Regions from separate parts of the Mus musculus genome. Here region 1 is linked to region 2. Evidence: chromatin contacts called from ENCODE Hi-C or POLR2A ChIA-PET data. All regions are on one chromosome and are shown on one strand. Each heading gives the region's core, a stretch centred on a gene start or an enhancer-like site at or near the end of the contact. The rest is flanking DNA. Distances are from core to core; before and after follow the strand shown. Region 1 overlaps Slc38a6 (solute carrier family 38, member 6). Region 2 holds the start of Slc38a6 (solute carrier family 38, member 6).

Region 1 (3,109 bases), core at 212-2,711, 55 kb before region 2:
ATAAGTGAGAATGTGACTTGATCTGAAGGCCACAGCGTTCCACAGTACCTTTGAAGCTCACAGTATATGGGCAATACTGAGGTATGGCAGAGAAAGGAAAAAGCCATGGTTGGTATGGCGTAAACGCTCTGAAAAAAAATTAGAACAAAACACTATTATCTGTTACATCATTTGTATTTGATAATAACCTCAGTTCTTCTTGCTTTAATTACATTGTTATTTAGTTAGCCCTTGCAGAGGTCAGAGGGTGACTAAGGAGTCAGGCTTGCCGAAGACACTCATACAGCTGAGCCATTGCCAGCACAACAATAAAGCTCTTTCTAAAAAACAACTTAGTCAAATCTGTGCCATCTTTTGTGAATGATCTCTTCATACGACAGACAGAAAGAGAGAGAGAGAGAGAGAGAGAGAGAGAGAGAGAGAGGGGAGAGAGGAGAGAAGAGGATCTGCAGTGGCCAGCAACTACTATAGCTTAGGTGGCTTGCCGATTCTAACCACATTTTCTGGCTGGCCTCTCAAATCATGTTGCTTTATTACAATGATCACTTTCTACATTATTTGGATAAGATAAAACTAATTTAGGTAATATATAAAGAGCTACATTTAAAATAATTTTTATTATAATTCCAGTTGTTCTTAAGGTATGCACGATTTAAATACATCTCATTACCCAAGCAGCAATAGTGCTAATGCTTTCAAATCTGCTTTTAGTTACTCGATCCAAGTAAGTACTCCAAATAGAAGCCACATCTTTGTACTGCCAGAATCCATGACCAAGATCTTTCTTAATGAGCACCAAGATCATTAATTCTAGACCTGAAAAACTCCTTAGGATCTCATGTAATACATAAGCCTAAGGTTTCTTTAAAAATTATTATTAGAATACTTAACAAGAGCCAGAGAAAACTAGCAAGCCAAACGTTATTACCTCTACATTAAAGAACTGTCTTTAACAAATGGATGGTAATGATTTATTTTCTCTTTTCTGGTCTAAAAATATTTCTCCTGAGCTAGTGTTGGGCTCTTCACCAAAAGAAGTTCCAGATGAAGGCCTACTTTGGAATATCGTACCTAGGACGTTGTGTTTCTTGAAGCTGTATTAGGGGAATGAGAGCTTAAGACACGTTCTCTGTTTCATAAGCTGCTCAGTTTCCTGGCCTGTCAACTCCCCTGCCCTGATCTAAGGCCCACGGAGGTCTCCGCCGTGTGAGAGATGTGGTGACCTCCTCACAAGGCTTGGGAAGACGCTTCTTGTTATAAACTGGAGATAAAAGGGAAAGTTTTGCACGGAGAACAACCCACATTAACATTCTATACTAACAAAGCTGTGCAGCGAGGAGAGGAGAGTCTGGTGTCTGGGGCCTGCAAAACCACATTTCAGCAGAAAAACAAAGTCGAGAGGAAGAGACTCCCAGAAACAGGAAGGCTCCGCCTTTTCCGTGAGAGCAAAGCCGGAGCCCCTGTTTGCCTGCTTGTGCTCAGGGATTCTTCCAGGCACTTTCCGGAGCCTACAGCTCTCTTAAGAGTGGGCATGGGACTTGGGTTTCTGGTCTCTGCTGTGAACATCATAAATTTCCCTGGAGTTCTGCTCAGAAGGTACTGGCAGTACTCAAATGCTGGCCCATTGATGAGGCTGTTTAACTAGAGACCAAAGTCCTACTCACCAGGGAGGAGTTTTTGATGTAATTGGCGATTTAGCTTTACAAGTCCAGAGCGCAACAGGAAAGCCATATCCACAGAGGACCTTACTGGCCAGACCAGACATTTGGTAAATCTGTTCTTTTAGGCAAAGGCCCATTTAAAACAGGCTCCATTTAAAAGCATGCCAAAAGAAAGAAAAGAAAAAGGTGGCTGTTTCATAATGGGCCACCCTGTGTTAAATAATATTATTCTTCTGGTAGGCAATCCTATACTTAGCACTTTCATGAAAATTAATTAGTTACAGGTACAAAGACCTAAGAGACCCTGTAACACAAATCTCTTAAAACTTGAAATGTGAAAAATCAACCAAAAGTATCTGTTAATAACTTACACACCTCTTTGGAGAAATGAAAGAGCTTTGGTTTACAGTCATCTGTTGCGTTTGAAATCTGTTTAAGAGTATTGAGGGGAAAAGAAAAACCAATAGGTATTAAAAGTCAGAATACATCAACAAATATGATGAATTTATTACTACTAGAATTTCAAATCAAATTACTTCAAAGAAAAGGTCTAAACTGTTACGTAACTATTACCTTTCACCAACTAGGAAAATAATCATTTATCTTCAATTTCTTTTTTTTAGTTGAAAGGTTAAAAATAAAAAAAAGCTAAAAATTATTACCTGAAAGACTTCATTGATGCAATCTAAGGTCACAGGACAAGGAACGGCCCATTTTTTAATTACTACCTGTAAAAGTAAATGCAACCAGCACTTAGATGATCTGTAGTGAAATTCATCACAAGTTGATGCTTTCAATAAAGCCAAACAGAAGTTTCCTTGATGCTCCGATTTTCCCAGAGAGAATGGGGTCACCCTTTAACATGGTCACTGGGCGGAGGGGAGGGCCCAGCATGACAGGAGTGCTTTACATCTGATCAGTGGGGAATCCTGCTCATCAAAGACTCTTGTGTCAATTTTCAAAACTCCAGCAGTACACTGGTTCTGTTTTTAAAGTGCAACTCAAAGAGGAAGCACACTTTCAATAATAACTGCAAAGATTATCTATTATCGTCAGTGGCAGACAGAGCAGAAGAGAGGCAGAAGTGGGGGGAGACTTTAATTCTCAGTGTGCTTGTTGGTACTCCTGATGAACACACACTTTCACCTCTTCAGGTTTTCACGTTCGTGCTATTGGTGAGTGTGGAGAAAGCTGGCCAGAATCGGGTGCAGAGCTAGGGAACTCCAGCTGGAGGGATGCTGTTTCCCAGGACCATCAACGGGCATGCTTCAGGATTTGACTCTTAATTGTGGCCGTCCTGTTCCTGCAGCCCCAGTTGTGGCTGTGTCAACACTGCCATTGTAGCCCTGTTGCAGGCACATAATTACTCTGCAAATGTTTGCTCCAGGCTAAATCCCAGCATACAAAGGGGCAGAGGAAGAAAGGAAGCTTTTGTCTTTGCGGAGACA
Region 2 (3,076 bases), core at 165-2,664:
ACACAGGCTAGTCTCATTGGAGAAGAGGGGATCTCAATTGGGAGAATGCCCTAAAGAGACTGGCCAAGACACGGCCTGTTTTAGGTGGGGGCATCCCTGAGCAGGCAGGCCTTCCTGGGGATGAAGGAGAGCAAACTGAGCAAGCCAGTAGGGGCAAGTCAATATTTCCTCCGGGTCTCCCGTTTCAGTTTCTGCCTCCAGATTCCTGCCCTGACTTTCCTTCAAGACGGACTGTAGCTGTAAGATGAAATAAGCCCTTCCCTTCCCAAGTTGCTTTCCGTCATAGGAGTTATTACCCCAAGGAAAAGCACATTTGGACATAACACTTGTTCCTTTCCCTCCGTTCTGACCTATTGGTGCAACTCAAGGAAACGAGTCTTCCAGGAAAATTACTTCCTCCCATGCAGGGCCCAGCTGGCTTCAGTGGGAGCCACAGCCTTGTGACTTCAAGAGATCAAGATAGGGTGGAGACAGAGGAGGAACGGGCCTCAGTCACGTGCTTCCTGAAGAATCCCAGTGTCAGCATGGAACTTCTGTCCCTAACTCTTCTTCCTCAAGTACGAGGACCGCAATAAACTAACCTTTTGTTTATATGCCTAATGAATTAAGTCGATTAGCAGGAATATCTTACAGGGACAACATAAACCAAACCATCAGCTGTTACAGTCCAGGGATTCATAAAAAGTGGAGTGGCAGGACTGGAAAGCAGCTCTGAGTTAGGGAGTTTTTCTAGCATGCCCAAGGCCCTCCTAGGCTGGACATTCAAGACCGAAGAGGCTCCGGGGCCCCCGGGCACACACAGCCCACTACACCGGCTTTAGGTTAAGGACGAGCAATGTGCACATTACCAGAGACCTCTCCTCATCTTCACTTACAGGGACTTGAGTATTAAAGTGCCTATAGCTCATCTTTCCCTTGGCCCCATGATTAAATCCAGAAAAGAAACATCGTGTGATGTTCTTGCAAGACCTCACAAGGCTAGAGGAGACAGAGGCGACAATGACACAAAGCAATGGTGAGTCACAAAACCGAGGCTCATCCCGCTGGTGTTCCAAGCCTCTCACTATTGACTGAGTGCTCCATGCTGCTGCCACATTCCAAACTCGCCTGGGGTCAGTGGTTCGGGCCCCACCCCAGGGTCAGTCCCCTGCAGTCCAAGGCTCCTCTTGCAAGCCCTGAAAGATACCGAAGCGCACAGGAACCCAGCGCAGCCAGTAAAGCCCACTTACGTTGCTTAGCAACGGACTCCACTCGTCTGCAGCCACCGCCTCCTCTGGCTGCTGGGCAGAGACGTACCAGCCTGGCTCCGCTTGGATGCTGTGCCGGGACGCCTGCATGGTGCTCCGCGACCGACTGCTAAGTAAATCACGGAGCCGCTTCCCCTAACCCCAAGCGCCCCGGCTGAGCGGCTTCAGAGGCGGAGCTACGGGCTTGGCCCTTCCGGGCTCTCGTAGCAAATCGCGGGCCCGGAAGAGAGGTGCGAGTCCACAGGGTCGGACTCTACGCTGCCTTCGCGGCCAGCAGTGATGACGTCACCAGCCTCCGACGCCCTATTTCCGAGCTGCACCAGAGCATGAGGTGAGGGGTTCGGGTCTGAAGCCGGCCTCGGGTGACGCTGGCCCTGGAAAGGTGCAGCTGGTGAGGGGGCAGTAGTGTCCCGGGTGATGTAGAAAACCTGACGGTACCGCGGCGGGACTCGTGCTCTTCTTTCTTGCCCAATGAGCGCAAAAAGGCCACCAGGTCATTCATCTCCTTGTCCACCGGCCGCTAAGCCGAGGCCGGAGCCCTTGGGTAGGGGGCTGGTCAAATGCATGGTGAGGGCTGATGCACCCAGTGGTAGGATTGGATAGCATGAGAAGTGCCGGGATTAGGTTCCCATTACCACAAAAATCTTTTCATAGTTTAAACCACATATTACAGATGGAAAACGGACGCCTACATTTACTTCAAACAACACAGTAAAGCCTTGTCAAAATACTGAAGCTTTTAGTTATAGGCATGGCATATGGCAGTACACTATGATAGACATCCTAACAGTATACTAAGGTCATATGGGAAGGGACAAATCTCATGTATCCAGACCAACCTGGAGGATGACTTTAATTTCTGATCTGCTTTCTGAGTGCCTGCACCACTGTGCCCAGGCTATGTAGTGCTGAAAGCCCATGAATTTGCTTGTGCTTGCTAGGTACACTTCTAGCTAAACTGTATCCCCAGCTTTCAGGTCATTTTTAACCAAGCTTTTGTTTTTTTTTTTGTTTGTTTGTTTGTTTGTTTGTTTTTGAGGTCTGGTCTCAAATGCATCCCAGGCTGGCCTTGAACTTTTAATCCTCCTATTTCCTCATGCTGAGATTACAGGTAGGCACCACCATGCCTGATATTATGTGCTGTTAGGGATGACCCCAGGACCTCATGCGTGCTAGGCAAGCTTTCTACCAGTGAGCTACATTTTAAGACCTTAATGAACGTTTAAGCCTTGCCAAGCCACTTAGCAGCCACATAACTTTGGGTGATTAACTTACCCCTTAGCTTACAAACTTCATAACACAGCTTCTGATACAACAGCCCGTTGAATAAATAAAATAAGATCTCCTAAGAATATCCCAGTAAGTATTACCATTGGTGGCATCACATATAGTGATCATTTCATTTAGAGATGACCCTTAACTCAAATTTCATACTTCCTATTCTATGTGTATTCTGTCGAAATTTGTGAGCAGAGTTCTTTGGGTATAGGGAGATTGCTAGACCACTAATTTTTCTGTTATAGGGGCAAATAGACTGAAAATGCAAATGTATTATTTACCAGGGACAGTGATCATTCTAACCTGCAAGAGAGACTGCCCTCCCTTGCCATCCAAACCTTTTGTCAGCACTTGGCAGGTGACTTGAAAGATAATTTATATTTTCATCCTCAAAAGCCATTGTGAATGTGTTCACATGTAGCTTGATGGTGTTTGGTGTTTTGTTTTGTTATTTTCCCCAGAATCGTATGGAAGCTATTTGGATTCTCAAGAAGACTTTTGCAAGTGGAATGGTGTCACCCCAGTGAATCAATATTGTTGTTTACCCTGGT

What was found. Hi-C counts contacts between places; a loop is a spot of excess contacts on that map. ChIA-PET counts read pairs that join two places held with the same protein, here RNA polymerase II (POLR2A).
Region 1: a loop to region 2 is called in a map of heart, with 4 times the contacts of the local background. The contact joins the enhancer-like site here to the promoter of Slc38a6 in region 2. A Hi-C loop is called at or near these places in 2 of 37 maps with a recorded cell type or tissue (both heart). POLR2A ChIA-PET finds 5 or more read pairs at or near these places in 1 of 5 experiments (Patski).

Annotation. Positions count from the first base shown.
Region 1 is chr12:73,340,688-73,343,796 of GRCm38, reverse strand. Slc38a6 (solute carrier family 38, member 6) reads right to left here. Exons shown (of 16, transcript NM_001037717.3): 9 at 2,324-2,389; 10 at 2,037-2,090; 11 at 49-128. Among named protein-coding and RNA genes, the nearest start is that of Slc38a6, 55 kb to the right of the region's middle. Within about 2 kb of position 1,461, at least 1 of the 3 ENCODE cell types and tissues checked has a DNase peak (open chromatin) inside an H3K27ac peak, as active enhancers do; it is heart, where a contact is called at or near this core.
Region 2 is chr12:73,285,186-73,288,261 of GRCm38, reverse strand. Slc38a6 (solute carrier family 38, member 6) reads right to left here and starts at 1,414. Exons shown (of 16, transcript NM_001037717.3): 1 at 1,230-1,414. The coding sequence starts at 1,337. It overlaps Trmt5 (TRM5 tRNA methyltransferase 5), which reads left to right and starts at 1,551. Exons shown (of 5, transcript NM_029580.3): 1 at 1,551-1,578; 2 at 2,987-3,076. The coding sequence starts at 1,574.